2 separate regions of the Homo sapiens genome follow, and region 2 is linked to region 1. Evidence: read pairs that join two places in POLR2A ChIA-PET (ENCODE). Cell type or tissue: Panc1. All regions are shown on one strand. Links, peaks and the distances in the headings refer to the core of each region. The heading gives the core; the rest is flanking DNA. Region 1 has its middle 350 kb from the start of LINC02100. Region 2 has its middle 280 kb from the start of LINC02100.

Region 1 (10,340 bases), core at 1,507-9,506:
CAATCATGAAATTCAGTAAGAATGACATTTTTTATAGTTGTCTTTTAAAAAGCCGAACCAAAAATTAGATACATTTTAAAGTTTGAAGTAGAATATATGTGATCTATAATCTAATTAAGCAGTAATTCTTCAACTTTGCTCCTGAGGAATTTGTAAGCTGTTTACATTTTGCAAAGACTCTAGAAACAGGAGGTATACAACTCAAGAGGAGAAGAATGAAACCTCAGAAGAGAGGATTTCTAACATGGTGTGATAATGAGGACTCAAAATGCCATAGCTTAAAGAAGAGTTTATTTTTCTCATATAAAAAAGATGAAGAGATAGTCAAGGGTTTGACGTGATGCCTCTATTGCCAAATGTGATCCCCCTCAAAGTTGAAGGCACTGTTCCACTCTCTCCCATTTCCCAGGAAGTAGGAAGTCGGGAAGAGGAAGTGGACAGGACAAACGTGAGTTTATAATGTCATAATCTGGAACAATTTTTGCTTGCTTTCAATTGTCCAGATAACCATTATATTGCCACACCCAGCAGTAAGGGATGCCAAAAGTACATACTCCATCTGGTGTCTACATGCTGAGCTAAAACTTAAGGGGCACCATCTGAAATATCTTGTAATTAAAATGTTTACTTTTTTCATAGAGATAATAATAGCTCATTATTGATTTTAATCTATATGTCTTTGGATTATTTTATAATTTGCCTTTTAACATTCTGTTTATGTATTATTTTCATATTGAAAGTTTGTTTTTAATAAGGTAGTTTCGTTGAACAATGCAGGTATGTATCCATGTATTCAGTCTTTGATTGTGTCTTTGGAGTTCATGCTTAGAAAGTTCACATCTTCGATATTCTAAAAATGCTCAATTACTTCCCTTTTAGAATTTCTGTGTTTAAAAGTTTTTGGATTTAAGTATTTGACCCATGTGGATTTAGTTGTAAGAAAAGAGACAAGAATATAGATTTTTCTTTTTCTACTCTTAATAAAGTATCACATTTGACCAAAGTTGCTCATGGTTTTATAAACTGGCTAGACAGATAGATGACATTTCTTTCTGAGAGACAGAATAAGAGAGAAATGAGTTTTTAAAATTCATTGTTATAATCCAAAGACTTATGAACGCAGATCACCGTTTTCAAAATAATTTTTTAATCTGCTTATTACTTTACATTAATTTTAGGTTTATATTATTAAAATTATTAAGTCAAAATTAAAAGCACAGTTGATATTTTGTTTGGATTTACTTAAGTATATTTTTAATAAATAGCTTAATACATATAAATACTATGTTCTTCTATTTATTAAAGCTTTCTATTTTTCCAGTGGAAGCAGCATTACAAAACAAAAGATGTAAATTATAGAACTGGGAGTTTTAATGTTGAAATAAAATAAATTCCAGAATGTGATAGAACAATAGGAAGGTTAATATTAGTCAACATGCTTCTAATGTATGTGTTTCTGCTGATTTTAAAATGTAATCATTTATCCTATTGCAATTCTAAGTTAACATTCTTCCAATGGACAAGAAACTAACTTAAAGCCACTACTAGAAATACTGTGGAAGATGATAGCTTAAATTCAACAACTCTCTCTGTCTTCTATATTTCTGCTACGGTGATTTGTCAATTCCATTAATAGTCAGTTTATGAGGATAGCATTTAACATATAGTTGCAGCCCTTTCATGTACTAATAATTTTCGGTTATCATATAGATGATTCAGGCAAGAAGTTCTTTCAGAGGCCAATTCACCATGCACTTCTTTGGAGGACAGAGAAGGCAGCCAATATGGACGCTTAATGGCTCGGACCAACGTTTCTGCGTTAGTCCTCTCTTGTGGTCTACCAGCCCACCACCACATGAGACACTTGACAATTATGCCCGCACAGCAAACTAGGGAAAGCACTTGAGATCTGAGCTGGTGAATGTGAGTAAATTGAGACTAGCCCGAAGATAGTAAAATATTACCAGAAATGTAGTATGTTTCAATAACTTGAAAGAAATAGTGTTAAAGAAAAAATATTAAAATATGTAGACATACCTAAGGGTAAAAAAAAAAAAACAGAAAATGATTTTATTATTATTATTATACTTTAGGTTATGGTATACATGCAGAACGTGCAGATTTGTTACATAGGTATACATGTGCCATGGTGGTTTGTGGCACCCATCAACCTGTCTCTACGTTAGGTATTTCTCCTAATGCTATCCCTCTCCTAGCCTCCCACCCCCAATAGGCCCCAGTGTGTGATGTTCCCCTCTCTGTGTCCATATGTTCTCAATGCTCAACTCCCACATATGAGTGAGAACATGCAGTGCTTGGTTTTCTGTTTTTAAAAATAAATACAGTAATATAAGCAATGTATATATATTTTGAAAAATATATGGTAGTCTAAAAAAATATTTTGTAATTCCATCTCTTTAAAGATAGAAATAATATTAAATTATTTTTGTATTAGGTTGTTTAAAAAAAGTATTTGTGAGATTTTATTTTTCTGTTCTCATGTTAGTTTGCTGAAAATGATTGTTTCCAGCTTCATCCATGTCCCTGCAAAGGACACGCACTCATAATTTTTGTGGCTGCATAGTATTCCATGGTGTATATGTGCCACATTTTCTTTATCCAGTCTGTCATTGATGGGTATTTGGGTTGGTTCCAAGTCTTTGCTATTGTGAACAGTGATGCAATAAACATATGTGTGCATGTATCTTTACAGTAAAATGATTTACATTTTCTTAGGTATATACCCAGTAATGGGATTGCTGGGTCAAATGGTATTTCTGGTTCTAGATCCTTGAGGAATTGCCACACTGTCTTCCACAATGGTTGAACTAATTTACACTCCTATCAACACTGTAAGAGCGTTCCTATTACTCCACATCTTCTCCAGCATCGGTTGTTTCCTGACTTTTTAATGATCACCATTCTAACTGGCGTGAGATGGCATCCCATTGTGGTTTTGATTTGCATTTCTCTAATGATCAGTGATGATAAGCTTTTTTTCGTATGCTTGTTGGCCACATAAATGTCTTCTTTTGAGAAGTATCTGTTTATATCCTTCACCTACTTTTTATGGGGCTGTTTGTTTTTTCCTTGTAAATTTGTTTAAGTTCATTATAGATTCTGGATATTAGCCCTTTGTCAGATGGATAGATTGCAAAGATTTTCTCCCATTCTGTAGGTTGCCTGTTCATTCTGCTGATAATTTCTTTTGCTGTGCTGAAGCTTTTTAGTTTAATTAGATCCCATTTGTCAATTTTGGCTTTTGTTGCCATTACTTTTGGTGTTTTAGTCATGAAATCCTTGCTCATGCCTATGTCCTGAATGGTATTGTCTAGGTTTTCTTCTAGGGTTTTTATGGTTTTAGGTCTTACGTTTAAGTCTTTAATCCAGCTTGAGTTAATTTTTGTATAAGGTTTAAGGAAGGGGTCTGTTTCAGTTTTCTACATATGGTTAGCCAGTTTTCCCAACACCATTTATTAAATAGGGAATCCTTTCCCCATTGCTTGTTTTTGTCAGGTTTGTCAAAGATCAGGTGGATGTAGATGAGTGGCATTATTTCTGAGACCTCTGTTCTGTCCAATTGGTCTATATATCTGTTTTGGTACCAGTACCATTCTGTTTTTGTTACTGTAGCCTTGCAATATAGTTTGAAGTCAGGTAGCATGATGCCTCCAGCTTTGTTCTTTTTGTTTAGGATTGTCTTGGCTATGTGGGCTCTTTTATGGTTCCTTATGAAATTTAAAGTAGCTTTTTCTAATTCTGTGAAGAAAGTCAACGAGAGCTTGATGGGGATAGCACTGAACCTATAAATTACTTTGGGCAGTATGGCCATTTTCATGATATTGATTTTCAAAAATAGCCTTCACCCAAAAACATAGCCACCAAAGTAGTAAATCAAACACTGGAATTATTAAGAGATAACTTCAAAGAAGCACAGTAGTACTTTAGTTTACTTTTCTCATGATATGACAATCACATGGGATGATAGACAAGGTATAAATGACCTAATTGATGAGGTACATCACGTACTCATATTCCACAAATATATGTGATATATTTCCATAGAATTTGATGAATAAATGCATATACATTTCAAAATCAACTCAAAATATTTAATTTGCTTCATTTTAATGTGTCTGTGAATAGTGACAACAATTAAGTAGAAATGTACTGCAATAAAATATCAATAAAAGTCTATAAAGTGATATATATGTATATGATTTTACACTCTGATCACAAATGAATTAAACTTGAAATTAAAAACAAGCAACAAATCTCCTTACTTGTAAAGCTAAACCACATCATTGAAACTAGCATAATGAATGGAAATAAACCAATAACTAATTCAAATGATTTCAAGAATATAATATGGATATAAATAATATGCATTAACTAAACCGACAAGATTTATTTGAAATGATACTCAGAATAAAATTTATATTATCAATTTTGAAGATTTAAAACAAGAAACTGCAAGTTGTAACCAAAATGGAACAAATAATTCAAATTAGAGATGCAGAAATAAAACTACAAAATAAACCTAAATATAAAAAGGAATAAAAAATAAAATATCTAAGCCAGATGGAGAGGTATGCACATGTAGTGCCAGCTACTGAGAAAGCTAAAGCAGGAGGATCTCTTGCCCAGGAGTTCAAGTATGTAGTGCACTGTGAGTGTGTCTACGAATAGTTACCACACTGCAGCTTGTACAACATAGTAAGACCACATCTCTTAATAAAAAATATCTCTAAACAACATTAGAATATAACTACGATACAGGCATACTTTGTTTTGTTGAACTTCTTTTCTTCGCACTTCACAGATTTTTAAAAATGCAAATCGAAGGCCGGGCGTGGTGGCTCACACCTGTAATCCCAGCACTTTGGGAAGCCAAGGTGGGCAGATCACGAGGTCAGGAGATCGAGACCACCCTGGCTAACACAGTGAAACCCCGTCTCTAATAAAAATACAAAAAAAAAAAAAAAAGAGCGTGGCATGGTGGCAGGTGCCTGTAATCCCAGCTACTCAGGAGGCTGAGGCATGAGGCAGGAGAATCGCTCAAACCCAGAAGGCAGAGGTTTCAGTGAGCCGAGATCACGCCACTGCACTCCAGCCTGGGTGACACAGTGGGACTCCCATCTCAAAAAAAAAAAAAAATACAAATAGAAGGTTTGTAGCAACCGAGTTGAACAAGTCCATCGGTGCCATATTTTTCAACTGCACGGGCTCACTTTGTGTCTCTGAGTCTCATTTGGTAATTCTAGCAATATTTCAAAAATTTTCATTATCATTTTTTCTGTTATGGTAATATATGATGAGTGAACTTTGCTGTTACTATTGTAACTGTTTTGGAGCACCACAAATCTTGCCCATAAGGGACAATGAACTTAAGTAGTAAATTCTGTGTATGGACTGACTACTCCATCAACTGGGCATTCCCCCTTCTCTCCTCCTCTCCTCATGCCACCCTAGTCCCTGAGACACAAAAATATTGAAATCAGGCCAATTAGTAACCTTATAATGTCCTCTAGGCATTCAGGTGAACGAGTCACACACCTCTCACTTTAAATCAAAAACTGGAAATGATTAAGCTTCATGAGGAAGGCTTGTGCATGTCTGAAGCTGAGACAGGCTGAGGGGTAAGCCTCTTGTAGCAAAAAGACGAGTTGGCAAAGTGAAGGTAAAGTTATCAAAAGAAATTAAAAGTGCTATTCTAGTGAAACATGAATGATAAGAAAGGGAAATAGCCTTATTGCTGATACTGAGAAAGTTGTAGTGATCTGGAGGAAAGATCGAACTAGCTATAGCATTTCCTTAAGCTAAAGCCTAATCCAGAGTAAGGCCCTAACTCTCTTCAATGTTATGAAGGCTGAGAGAAATGAAGGATCTACAAAAGAAAAGACTGAAGCTGGCAGATGCTGGTTCATGGGGTTTAAGGAAAGAAGCCATTCCTTAACATAAAAGTGCAAGTTGGAGAAGCAAGTGGTAATGTGGAAGCTGGAACAAGTTATTCAGAAAAATCAAGCTGAGATAATAATGAAGTTGATGACACTAAACAGGTTTTCAATATAGACAAAACTGCCTTCTATTGGAAAAAGATGCCATCTAGGACTTTCCAAGCTACCGAGGAGAAGTCAAGACCTGGCTTCAAAGCTTTAAAAAGACCAGGCTGACTCTCTTGTTAGGGGATATTGCAGTTGCTGACTTTAAGTTGAACTCAATGTTCAGTTATTATCCTGAAAATCCTAGGTTTTCTTAAGAATCATGCAAAATCTACTTCACCTGTGCTTTATAAATGGAACAATAAAGCCTAGATGACAGGATATTTGCTTAAAGTTTGACTTATGGAATATTTTAACTCCACTGATGAGACCTACTGCTCAGAAAAAAAATCCTTTCAAAATATTACTGCTCATTGACAATGTGCCCAGTCATCCAAGAGCTCTGCTGAAGATGTACATGGAGATTAATGTTGTTTACATGCCTGCTAACACAACACCCAGTCTGCAGCCTGTGGATCAAAGAGTAATTTTGACTTTCAAGTCTCATTATTTAAGAAATACATTTTGTAAGGCTATAGTTCCCATAGACAGTGATTCTTCTGATGAATCTGAGCAAAGTGAATTGAAAACCTTCTGGATAGGATTCACCATTCTAGATGCCATTAGGAACATTCATGATTCTTGGAAGGAGGGCAAACTATCAACATTAACAGAAATTTGGAATAAGTTGATTCTAACCCTCATGAATGACTTTTGAAGAATATAAGCCTTCAGTGAAGGAAGTAACTACAGATATAGTGGAAATAGCAAGAGACCAAGGCTTAGAAATGGATTCTGAAGATATGATTGAAGTACTGTAATCTTATGGTAAAACTTGAACAGATGAGGAGGTGCTACTTAGGGATGATGAAAGAAAGTAGTTTCTTGAGATAGAAACTACCCCTGGTGAAGATGCTGTAAACATTGTTGAAATAAGAACAAAAAATTTAGAATATCATATAAAATTAGTTGATAAAGCAACAGCAGAGATGGAGAAGACTGACTTCAATTTTGACAGAAGTTTTACTGTGTGTAAAATGCTATCAAATATCATCAAATGCTACAGAGAAATCTTTTGTGAAAGGAAGAGTCAATCAATGTGCAAACTTCATCATTGTCTTGTTTTAAGAAATTGCCACAGACACCCAACCGTTGTCAACTACCACCCTTATCAGTCAGCAGCACTCAACATCAAGTCAACAGCCTCCACCAGCAAAAAAATGATGACTTGGTGAAGGTTCAAAGGATCATTAGCACTTTTCAGCATTAAAATATTTTTAACTTAAGGTATATACATTGTTTTTTGACACATACTGCTACTGCATACTTAAAATGCTACCATAGAGTGTAAATATAACTGTTATATGCACCGGGAAACCAGAAAATTTGTGTTACCGCAGTGGTCTGGAACTGAATCTGTATTATCTATGAGGTATTTCTGTACGTTCACTTCACCACTCTTATTCAACATAGTACCAGAAGTTCAAGCTTCATCATTTGGCCAAAAAAAGAGATAAAAGGCATTCAGTTTAAAAAGGAAGAAATTAAACTCTTTTTATTTGGAAATGTCATAATTTTTTCCATCTTTAACAAGAGGCCTCCAAATAATGTGAGTTCAGAAGAGAATATTTTGAAGTTGCCATTAGTCTACCCATCAATGAACATCTATACCCATGTATTTGTCTTTGCCTCTGTTACAATAATAGATATGCTATTCCTATCTAAGGTTAACTTATTTACCTGGACAGTGGGCCTTGTGCTACCTGAACTGCTGAAGAATATTGCCAGGGTGATCCATCTTTCATTATGAATATTTTCCTTTGGACCTATTTGTTTATATAAGCATAAAATCATAATATGACTGTCTTATATTAAAAATAGCCTCTCTTGTGTCCACTACCCCTATAGCTATCACTTTGTTTCTTTGCTCCCTTTAGCAGAGAAACTTCTTAAAAAATTGTTTTTATCACCAAAAGCAATGGCAACAAAAGCCAAAATAGACATATGGGATGGAATTAAACTAAAGAGCTTCTGCACAGCAAAAGAAACTACCATCAGAGTGAACAGGCACCCTACACAATGGGAGAAAATTTTTGTAATCTACCCATCTGACAAAGGACTAATATCCAGAATCTACAAAGAACTTAAACAAATTTACAAAAATAAAAAATAAAAAACTCCATCAAAAAGTGGGCAAAGGATATGAACAGACACTTCTCAAAAGAAAACATTTATGCAGCCAACAGACACATGAAAAAATGCTCATCATCACTGGTCATCAGAGAAATGCAAATCAAAACCACAATGAGATACCATCTCATTTCAGTTAGAATGGCAATCATTAAAAAGTCAGGAAACAACAGATGCTGGAGAGGATGTGGAGAAGTAGGAATGCTTTTACACTGTTGGTGGGAGTGTAAACTAGTTCAACCACTGTGGAAGACAGTGTGGCTATTCCTCAAGGATCTAGAGCTAGAAATACCATTTGACCAAGCGATCCCATTACTGGGTATATACCCAAAGGATTATAAATCATACTACTATAAAGACACATGCACACATATGTTTACTGCGGCACTATTCACAATAGCAAAGACTTGGAACCAACCCAAATGTCCATCAATGATAGACTGGATTAAGAAAACGTGGCACATATACACCACGGAATACTATGAAGCCATAAAAAGGATGAGTTCATGTCCTTTGCAGGGACATGGATGAAGCTGGGAACCATCATTCTGAGCAAACCATCACAAGGACAGAAAACCAAACACCGCGTGTTCTCACTCATAGCTGGAAATTGAACAATGAGAACACTTGGACACAAGGTGGGGAACATCACACACTGGGGCCTGTCATGGGGTGGGGGGCAGGGGGAGGGAGAGCATTAGGAGAAATACCTAATATAAACGATGAGTTAATGGGTGCAGCAAACCAGCATGGCACATGTATAGCTATGCAACAAACCTGCACATTGTGCACATGTACCCTAGAACTTAAAGAATAATAAAAATTGAAAGAAAATTGTTTTTATTTCCTGTTTTTAATTTCCTCCCCCTATTTTCTCCAGAACTCTCTAAATTTCTGTATTTTGCCCAAAAGATGCTAAGAAGTCTGATTGTCATCAATACTCACACTGTTAAATCCAATAACTAACAGGCCTTGACTTACCAGCCACCTTCCTCGGTGCTGACTAGTCCATTCACATTGAGGTATTTTCTTTGCTTGGATTGCAGTATCTTATGGTTTCCTGATGCAATTTCTTTATCGCCAGACACAGGTTTTTCCTCTCCTTTGTTAATTCTTCCTTATCTATCCAATTATTTAATTTCAGAGTTTCTTAAAGTTCACACATTGGGTTATTTATTTTTTTGTCTATATTTATTTAATTTATTTAATTTTTTTTTTTTTTAGAGACAGGGATTCACTATGTTGCCAAGGCTGGTCTCAAACGCCTGAGCTCAAGGGATTCTCTTGCCTGACTTCCAAGTAGCTGGGATGACCAGGCACAAGCCAACATGTCCAACATTTTGCCTACATTTATTGATTAATATTTTCATCCAGACTCCTGGCATTAAATACCATCTATACATTACACACTACCTTTATTAATATAGGCTCTTTAAGAAAGAGATATTGAGATCAAGATTCAAGTGTAAGTAGTTTATTTGGCAGAGAGTGGGGGGAATAAACCTACAAAAATACCATTATACGAATAGGAAAGTTAGTGAGGAAACTAAAGATTAAAAATAAGTTTGTTAAGAAACTAGTTACCAGTGAAAAATAGGGCTTCAAATCCTTCTAGGGATCCAGGATAATTGGAGAAAAACATATGCTTAGATTGTCCCATCAGAAAGATGAAAGAAACAGGAATATTTACCCACCCTGATCTGTCATTAAGTGAGAGCTCTTTGGTAAAGGATGATAATCTAAAATTGAGAGAATATGCAAAGAAATAGTAAATATAAGGTGAGATGGGTGGGACCTCAATAACCCCCACTGCCCTCTCCACATTCTTTCACGAAGCCAGTAATTTCTTTAAACTCCTGACCTGTATATGCAAATGCCCACTTGACCTCTCCAACTAAGAGTTCTATTAGACATCTCAAAAGGAGTATGGTTATTGGGAAGCTCCTGATCTACACACACATTCTAAATTTATTCCTTTGCACTTTTCCTCATTTCACAAAAAAGGTAATTCCAGCCTTGCGATTGCTTAGGCCAAAACACACTGGAGTCCTTCCTGAGTCTTCTCATTCTTTGAAACTCCACCCCATCTAGAAAAGACTACCAGTATAT
Region 2 (10,340 bases), core at 885-8,884, 75 kb before region 1:
TATAATTAAAAAAAAAAGAAATAAAAAGTATATTGCAGACAGTGACTACAGGTTCTGAGTTAAGCAAAATGGCAAGTTGTTTTAACCATACAGAAATATTTCACTTTTGCTGTTAGTAAAGGTTATCGAGGGTGTTTTATTTCAGTAGCCTCCTTAAAGTGTTATATGATCCTTGTCATTGGAGGATTATGAATGTGCTGCTTGTCTATTCTATGAGTACAAATGAAGTAGCCCAGCTATTCATCAGTGACCTGATTAGACATGCTCAAAAATGCTTGTAATTATGCTTTAAAAGTATCAGAACTTTTTCTGTTGTTATGTAGAAGATTTTCTGCATATTTACAAAATTTGTAAGCTCACATAAAAGAGTGATGGTAAGTGAGAAAGCTTCTATTCCAGTAGAATTTTAGTTCCTTATATTTAAGATAGAATAGCAACAGGATCTTAGAAAAAGGATTGCCACAGAATGTTTTTTATGAGTGTCTTTAATGCTGCATGAAATGCTGCTTTCACTTATTTATCATTTCCTCCTTTCTTTTCTCCTCTTTTCTGTTCTTATCTCTTATTATTCTTGTATCTAAAGCAGCATTTAGCAAACTCGAGGAGAATGAAGAGCATTGATGCTATGAAAGAAAAAGGCAGAGGCTGACATTTTGCTACTCAAGTTCTGATTCACAAATATTCATAAACTTTGAGACAACAAAGGTACAAACATGCATTTTTATTCAACTTAACATTCTAGTTTATGTTTCCTATTTCTCATTCTGCAAATTATGTTAAAATATAATTAATGCTATAATATATCAGCTTACACAACCATTCTAAGAATAATTTAATCCATCAATACATTTTAAACCAAGAAGGTAAATTTTTTACATTCTGGGGAATGTGTCAGAAATAAAACTCTTTACCCCAAACTTTATTTTAAAAAAATAAATGAATCGATAATCTCAGACAAAGCCAGTTTCAGTTCCTATTTTGCAAAAAGTAATATTACACTGCCAGGATAAACTCATTTGAAGTAGCAAGCCTTCAGCAAATGAAATATTTTCACTTGAGAATCATAGTTAGCATTCTAACTGCCTGTTTGTTATGTCATGGTAAAACATTTTTTGTTACCACAAAATATCGAACAGAAGAAAAACATCTGAAAGCAGAGTTAACTATGGAAATTTTTATTGACTGTGGTCAGGGAAATGCGTCTGCCTGATAAAAGGATTGTTGTTGTTTCTCAACCCCACACTAATAACCCAGCCTGCTCTTTTCAGTTATCAACAGCCGCAGGCATCCACGTCAGGGTGCAAGGTTTCATCTCGGGTTTGCTACTTGCCTGGGACAACAAGCTAACAGAGTTGCAAAGCTCTTTCTTTGCTGCTGGTGGACTGCATTGGTTTCAGGCTTCCTTTGGCCTTGCTCTGTCCCTTTCTGAAGATGTTTTACTTTTTAACTTTTTGTCTCCTTCTAGAAGGAACCAACACAGTGATCCTGCAATTCCTGTGGATTTCCTGATCATTTGTTGCATTTTACAAACTTTTGACTTTTTAGTATTTTACTTAACCATTTTTTTTTCCTAGTCCAAATCTAAAGCCACCTGCATCCCATATGCTACTGCTGTGGTTAAAATCTCCAAACTTAGGTGGCTCTTTTTCCTTAGCATTCACTTCTTGCTGGACTCCTTAGATGGATAATTCCCCTTTGTTCACATCTGGGGACTGTTATGTGGTTGTACTCTTTTGAGAGATGCTTTATTTAGGCTGTTTTATTTTCAAATTAGTTTGTTTTTTAACTTCGGATGATGACACTTCTTCTCTCCATACAAGACAACCTCAAAACCAGTCCTGACTGCTAACACTCAGTGAAGACAGGCTCCTGAGATTTCCACTTGTTTTTTCAGGAAATGTGACTATATTTTCCCTGTGCCACAAGACATTGTCTGAAATAATGGGGCACGTTCCTTTGGTGCGTTCAGCCCACGCTTATCAGCTGTGACTGAATCAGGTGTATCTGACAAAGTTGATCTTCCTGCTGATGGAGATCAGCCAGGAGGTGCTGATTCGTGGTCCTGCTGAACCTCTGGTCACTCTAGAGAGGTTTATAGTGACCCTACTCTTTGTTAGTATGTTTTGTAACCATTTATAAAATTCACATACATTAAATTCAACTATTTAGACTACATTTAATTGCTTTTCCTATATTCACAGGGTTGTGCAATCATCACCACAACCAATTTTACGACATTTTCATTACTATCCTCAACAAACCTTACGGCCATTAGCAGTCACTTCCAAATTCTCCCTAACCCCACTTTCCAGGCAATAGCTAATCTATTTCCTGTCTCCATAGATTCATCTATTCCAGACATTCTACATCAATGGAATTATATAATATGTAGTCTTTTGTAATGACTTGTTTAGTATAATTATTTCAAGATTCATTTACATTGTAGCATGCAACATATTTCCATTTTATTGCTGAATAACATTCCATTGTATTAATATGCCTCATTTTATCCACTTATGAGTTGATGGGCATTTGGATTGCTTCTACTTTTGGCTCTTATAAACATTTTTGCACAACTTTTTGTGTGGATACATGCTTCCATTACTCTTGGGATGTGTGATAAATGCATGTTTAAAGTTTTCAGAAACAGTCAGAATGTTCTGAGTTTGCTCCATTACTTTACATTCCCCTAAAAGTGTATGAAGGTTCCAGTTTATCTACATCCTGACTAATGCTTGTCATTATCTGCCTTTTTCAGTATAGCTACCCTAGTGAGTACAAAGTGATATGTCATGATTTTGATTTGTGTTTGTCTAATGACTAATAATATTGAGCATATTTTCATATACATGTTGGTCATTTGTATGTATTATTTAGAGAAATGTCTATATCTACTTTGTCTATTTTTAATTGGATTATTTGTCCTTTTATTATTAAATTTTAAGGGTTTATATATATATTTTAGATGCAAATCTTTTATAAGGCATACAATTTGCCTATATTTTCTCTCATTCTGTGGGTTGTCTACTTTCTCAATGTTATTTTTCTTGAAGCATGAAAGTTTTAATTTTGGCTAAACTCAATTTATTTATTGTTTTCTCTTTTTGTTCTGTGTTCTTGATGTTTGTGTTGACCCTTGAAGATTGATAAGTTTCATTTCTGTTTTTTGTGCCTCAACAGTAACATTAAATTAAAATCCATTCAGGAAGCAGCTGCAATAAATAAGGGCGAAGTTCATGGTAGGTGGCTGTTTAAGGTGCTTTTCCACTTAGGAAGTATGATCTTAGGGATGCCAGAGTTTAAACCTGCACATCTTCAGAAGACTAGATTTTACCTGAAATCTAAAGACAAATTTAAAATTGGTTAAAACAAGGGAAAAATTCAAGAGATGTGTGAATTATTTCCGGGCTTATCATACTAGGAGTAAGTATTTTTTTAGCATCATCTCCAAGCATCATACCCATTATGACAGTTGATCCTCTCCCACGTGCACCTACTAGATCATTTTATTCTATCTCTAATTTCTTCCTACATTTATAAATTTCACTATTTAGTATATCTTAAGTTCTTATTTTTTATGGAACACAAAAGTATTATATTCCTAACCTTGCTTAGGGCATTTAGAAACATAAAATAATCTGGTTTGTAATATATGTTTATTGGTTTAATAATAATTGATTTTTTTTATTTTTACTTTTGGAGGGGAGAAGAACATATAAGAAAAGAAAAATTTAGTGATGGGGACTTTTTTTTTTTTTTTGAGACGGAGTCTCGCTGTGTCACCCAGGCTGGAGTGCGGTGGCGCGATCTCAGCTCACTGCAAGCTCCGCCTCCCGGGTTCACGCCATTCTCCTGCCTCAGCCTCCCTAGTAGCTGGGACTACAGGCGCCCGCCATCACACCTAGCTAATTTTTTGTATTTTTAGAAGAGACGGGGTTTCATCGTGTTAGCCAGGATGGTCTCGATCTCCTGACCTCGTAATCCACCCACCTCGGCCTCCCAAAGTGCTGGGATTACAGGCGTGAGCCACTGTGCCCAGCCAGTGATGGGGATTATTCCTTACCTGTATTGTTGAACCAGGTTGTGGTTGATTAGATGACAAGCTTTCCTTATGGTATAAGCCTGGGATTTTGTATAGAGACACTCATTAGGACAGAAGCAAGAGCTGAACACCTTCCCCATTGGGAAGTTGTCAACACAATTGATCTGGTTCCTGAGTCTTTACTAAATGCTGTTGTACCTATTTGAAAACATGGGAAATCTTTTGCATACATATATACTAACAACAGTCTATCAGAATGTCCATCTGTTTATTATTTGTTGAGAAAACAAGTGAAAGATTCTTTCACCCCAAATGTATTCACTACCAATGAGTAACTGATAGATTTTCCCTCAACCCTATACCAACAGAATAAATTTCATGAAATAAATGAGCTGGAGCTAAGATACTATTCACCCCTGTCCTGATCTAAATGAAGTATATTTTACATGACATACTAAACTGAAGTATATGATTTTATGTGTAATGTCACCAGGGAGTGATGACTATCTGGGCCGGTGGCACAGGGGTAAAAGAATTTACCAAGAGAGTTGTAGATAAAGGCAGATTTATTCATATAAGTTGGAAAATACATCGCAAAACAGCAACATGCAGACAAGCAGAAGCGACAGCAAAAAAAAAAACACAAAGGTTTGCTGGAGATTTTATAGCATAGTTTTTATGCAGTATGCTGAAGTGGGCTTTGTGCAGTACTGATAATGCCAAGGTTGTAGTGAGCTAACTTTCAGGTGTTTGGTGATAGTTGGGCACGGAAGATTGTGAGTTATTTACACAGGAAGGCTATGTGTCCCGGACTACGAAGAAAGGCATACTTGTAGCTTATCTGCTTTTTGTTTTTCCCTGGTCCTACCAGCCTGACTTCTTTTCCCTAATTAGGACTTCACATTTGAGATATGTCTTCTTATATTTGCTCATGTTCTGGACAGCCTATGATGAGTTATTGGCACATACTTCAATTTAAAATGTAGGTTAGTACTCAAATTTACATGCCGTTTAGACAAAGTACAGCAATTCATTGTTCATGATAATAAGTCACTCCCCAGAGAAACAAAAGCCATCTATTTCAGGAGTCCACAAGGGAGGACATGCTAAAGAAACTGGAGTAAAGGAACACGCCTTATCCCAATTCTCTCTAAACAAACTTGCAGAAATATCCAAATTAAAAGTTCATAAAACCAGCACTTCAGGAAAAGAAAGAGGCCATTTCAATGAGTGTTAGCACAATGAAGGAAATAGGAGCAGCACCCACTTATCCCTCCCTCCTTCTTCTCAATCTCTGACCTTATTCTTGGGGCAAGATGCTATCAAGGAGCCTGCATTCTTCTTGTGCAAGGATGGAATGAAACCATTGCTGCTTAGCCCACAAGACCTTATGTGAGTTTGGTCACTGCCAATAGCATGTGTTGTGGCAAATTTCATAAAGTCCTGTTGGTTTTAGTACTCTTTTGAATAAAAGATGCACACAGATGGATAAGCACTTCCATTCTTTGCCTGGAAAGGTGGTGGCTACACGTTGCACCTCTGGAATGTGATGATATTGATATGAATCCTTAGTATGTCACTTGTCAGTGATGTTACTTAGCAATTTCCTCTGCAAAATAAGGACAATAATAGTCCTTGGTTGATTGGGCTAGTAGATAATTAAATTACATATTATGGATAAGCACGTACACTCTGCTTGCCATGAAGGGGTCGATAAATGCTAACCCAATATTTTACCCTAATTATACCCATCCTCTATACGATATAAAATAATTAAGAGTTTTTATTAATATTTCAATATGATAATATCTCCTTATATTCTCCATTCTACCTTTTTATGGCCATTGCTGTCATGAAGAAGAAATGAAGCTTTCTAATGGCTAGCCATATGCAGAAGACTGAAGCTGGACCCCTTCCTTACGCAATATAAAAAAACAACTCAAGATGGATTAAAGACTTACACATAAAAACCCAACAGTATAAAAACCCTGGACGACAACCTAGGCAATACCATCCTGGACATAAGTATAGGCAAAGATTTCATGACAAAGACACCAAAAGCGATTGCAGCAAACCAGAAATTTGCAAATAGGATCCAATTAAACTCAACAGCTTCTGCACAGGAAAAGAAACTATCAATGGAGTAAAGAGACAACCTGCAGAATGGGAGAAAATATTTGCAAACTATGCATCTGAAAAAGGTCTAATCTCCAGCATCTATAAGAAAAGAAAATGTATAAGAGAAAAACAACCCCATTAAAAAGTGGGCAAAGGACATGAAAAGACACTTTTTAAAAGAAGATATACATGCGACCAGCAAGCATTGCAAAAAAGCTCAATATCACTGATCATTAGAGAAATGCAAATCAAAACCACAATGAGATACTATCCCACACCAGTTGGAATGGCTGATAGTAAAAAGTCAAAAAATAATAGATACTGGCAAGGATGCAGAAAAAGGGAACATTTATACACTGCTGGTGGGAGTATAAATCAGTTCAACCATTGTGGAAGGCAGAACTACCAAAGAGCTGAAAACAGAACTACCATTCTACCCAGCAATTCCATTACCAGGTATATACCCAGAAAAATATAAATAGTTCTATCATAAAGACACATGCACACACAAATGTTAATTGCAGCACTATTCACCAGAGCAAAGACATGGAATCATCCTAAATGCTCATCAACGACAGATTGAATAAAGAAAATGTGGTACATACACACAATGGAATGCTATACAATCATAAGAAATGGGCTCTGGCCAGGCACGGTGGCTCATGCCTGTAATCCCAGCACTTTGGGAAGCTGAGGTGGGTGGATCATGAGGTCAGGAGTTTGAGACCAGCCTGACCAATGTGGTGAAACCCCGTCTCTGCTAAAAATACAAAAAAAATTAGTCAGGCATGGTGGCACGTGCCTGTAATCCCAGCTACTCAGGAGGGCTGAGGCAGGAGAATCGCTTCAACCCGGGAGGTGGAGGTTGCAGTCAGCCGAGATTGCACCACTGCACTCCAGCCTGGGTGACAGAGCAAAACTCCGTCAAAAAATAAAAATAAATAAAAATAAAAGAAATGGGATCATCACACCTGTAATCCCAGCACTTTGGAAGGCCGAGGTGGGTGGATCACGACGTCAGGAGTTTGAGACCAGCCTGAACAGCATGGTGAAAACCTGTCTCTACTAAAAATACAAAAATTAGCCAGGCGTGGTGGCGCGTGCTTGTAATCCCGGCTACTCGGGAGGCTGAGGCAGGAAAGTCGCTTGAACCCTGGAGGCAGAGGTTGCAGTGAGCCAAGATTGCGCCACTGCACTCCAGCCTGGGCGACAGAGCGAGATTCATCTCCAAAAAAAAATGGGATCCTGTCTTTCGTGGGAACATGGATGGAGCTGGAGACCATTATCTTCAGCAAACTAATGCATGAACATAAAACCAAACATCGTATGTTCTCACTTACAAATAGGAGCTAAATGATGAGAACTTGTGATTGCAAACAAGGTAACAAGAGACACCAGGGTCTACTTGAGGGGGCAGCGTGGGAGGAGAGAGAGGTGCAGAAAATATAACTATCGAGTACTGGGCTTAATTCCTGGGTTATGAAATAATCTGTACCACAAACTCCTGTGACATGAGTTTACCTAGGTAGCAAAACTTCACATGTAACCCCAAAACCTAAAATAAAAGTTAAAAAAACACAATGTCTTAGCTATGAACAAGTTAACTTTTCTTTATACAAACGTTTTTGACAAATTTGACAAGTGAAGCTGTTTTTATAAAATGAAATAAAAGTATACATTATATTTTCTAAAATCCAAATTCTACATATAAACCCACAAGTGCAGCTCTCAGATTCTATAATTTGATTTTTTTCACATGTGGGAGGAAAGAGAAGAGCAGGTATCTCTTTCTAGGTTTTTGCTTATATCCAGAAACACCTTTAGCATGATAAAGATCCTTGACATTATATGTGAGAACTCAACTTGTATGAAACACAGAGCTCAGAATAACATTTGTACATGTATGGAACCATAATCTACGAGAGAAGTAGCATATCACATCAATGAAGAGATGAGCTGGTAAGAAATAATTATTCCATAGAAAATAATAAATTAGATTTCTTCCTCACAGTCTATGCAGAAATCAATACCTCCATAGCATGTCAAATGCATGCAGAAATTAAAGCTGATAACAACATACAAACTGTCTTGTAAGTTATGGTATTTTCCATTCTGATTGATCTGAGGTTCTCAGCTATGGGTTAGGTAGGGTTCTAAGATTTAGTAAATAACAATACAGACACTCAGTTAAATGTGAATCTCAGATAAGTGGTTAAGACATTTTTACATAATTATATGACAAATATTGTGTGCGATATGCTTGTATTAAAAATTCATTGAAAACCTGAAATTTAAATTTAACTGAATATTTTATGTTTTAACTAGAAATCCTATTTAAGATGGGGAAGGGAGATGATATAAATCTCACATCATGTTTCCAAAGAGAAGAATGAGGAAACTATGGAAATTTATCAAATGCAACAACTTATGCCTCCAAACTGGAATGTAATAACCACTGAAAATATCTTTCAAAAGTGAAGGTGAATAAAGGTATTTACTGATACAAACCTAAATAATTATTTACTATCAGGCCAATACAAATTTTAATGTAAAAAACACTCCTTAAGGTAGAGAAAAGATGATCCTATGAGGGAACTAGGAATACAGGAAGAAAAAAGTTAATGCAAAGGGTAATTTTGTGACTAAATATAAATGAATATTGATTGTAGAAAATTATAATAATGACTAACAAGTTAAATGTGAGAAGACTGAGTTTTCTATAAGGCAAATTCTTAAAGACTACCCTGAAAAGTTATGAAAGACTTATTACAATGACAACAATATTTTACCCTAATTATACCCATCGTCTATACAGTATAAATATGCACAACTCTTAACAATAGTGGAGTATATTTCTCCACCCCTTGAATCGGGGTTGTCCTTGTTCATTGCTTTGTCTGGTAATTTGAGGTGGAAGTGATGGTTTGTGCCAGTTCTCAGCGTACATTTCAAGAATTCTCATATAATTTCACTCTGTCACTTAACCCTGTTATGTCCAAGTAAATAAGCTTAGGTTAGCCCATAGAAACATCACAGAGAAGAAAACAAGTTGTCTCAGCAAAGGTAATTCTTAAGACATCAACATGAGAGAAAGGCAGCTAAGAATAGAAGAGCTTTGTAATCAACCTGCAAGTTGACCTCAGAGGTATGAATGGACACATCTTGAACCAGAAAAACCTGCCCACTTGACCGGTACACTTGTGATCAGTAGTAAATATTTATTGGTTTAAGCTGCTAAGTTTGGGAGTAGTTTGTTAAACAGTAATAACTAACTGATGAGAACCTTCATGCTGCTTAGCACAACACAACTTATATACAAGGTTGAATATAAAAGGTAGGAAAATATGCCAACAGCAACAAAAATAAAATATTTTAGCTATCATAATTTCAGAGAAAACAGATCTTAAGGCAAAAAGAATTATTATACTAAGAAAGATATTTCTTAAGAGTAAAAAACAACTCACCAGAAGTATATTTGAAATCTGTGTGGACATAAAAATGTGGATTCAAAATATATAAAGCAAGATTTACAGAAATTAAAAAATACATAAATAATTCCAAAATCAACGGGGGAGGACCTCATCAATAAATGATAGAATGAGACAAATAATCAATGGAGAAAGGGATGATTGAAACAAATAAACCTGACCTAACTGATTATATAGAGATTACAATACCAACTTATAATATACCCATCTCTCAATTGCACATAAAAAGTACCAAAATTGATTACATGCAGGACTATAAAGCAAGCTTTAAGAAAATTAGTGAAGTGAACTCATTCATAATATTTTTCTGATCATAGTAAAATGAAGTTAGATGTCAATAACAAAAGAGATTTCTAGAATAGTTTCAAATATTGAAATTAAACAAGATACTTCCAAATTACACATGGATCAAAATAGAATTAAAAAATACTTCAACCAACATGGCAATGCAAAGAAACATTAAAAGTTGTGGAATGTAGTTAACCCTGCACTTAGAATAAAATCTATAGCCATAAGTTCATACATTAAAAAAGAGAAAGACTATAAATCAATTATATATGTCTATATCTTAAAAAGTTAGAAAATAAAAGCAAATGAATTAAAAGAAAGTGAAAAATTAACTGAGATAAAGTTAAAAAAACAAAGAGTAACATTTAAGAAAATAGTTATGAGTACAAATGTACAATAAAGAA

What was found. ChIA-PET counts read pairs that join two places held together with the same protein. Peaks named below come from ENCODE experiments on the same cell type or tissue, not always from the same donor. Only the 100,000 strongest peaks of a DNase experiment are listed, where the experiment ranks them.
Region 2: POLR2A ChIA-PET joins it to region 1 with 10 read pairs; 2 of 35 experiments call an interaction of 5 or more read pairs at or near these places.

The regions. Positions count from the first base shown.
Region 1 is chr5:19,092,191-19,102,530 of GRCh38, forward strand. No RefSeq gene overlaps it. Among named protein-coding and RNA genes, the nearest start is that of LINC02100, 350 kb to the left of the region's middle. In Panc1, for the core only: no CTCF peak of the experiment used is centred there; no DNase peak of the experiment used is centred there; H3K27ac peaks cover 643 bases.
Region 2 is chr5:19,017,761-19,028,100 of GRCh38, forward strand. No RefSeq gene overlaps it. Among named protein-coding and RNA genes, the nearest start is that of LINC02100, 280 kb to the left of the region's middle. In Panc1, for the core only: no CTCF peak of the experiment used is centred there; no DNase peak of the experiment used is centred there; H3K4me3 peaks cover 216 bases; H3K27ac peaks cover 2,938 bases.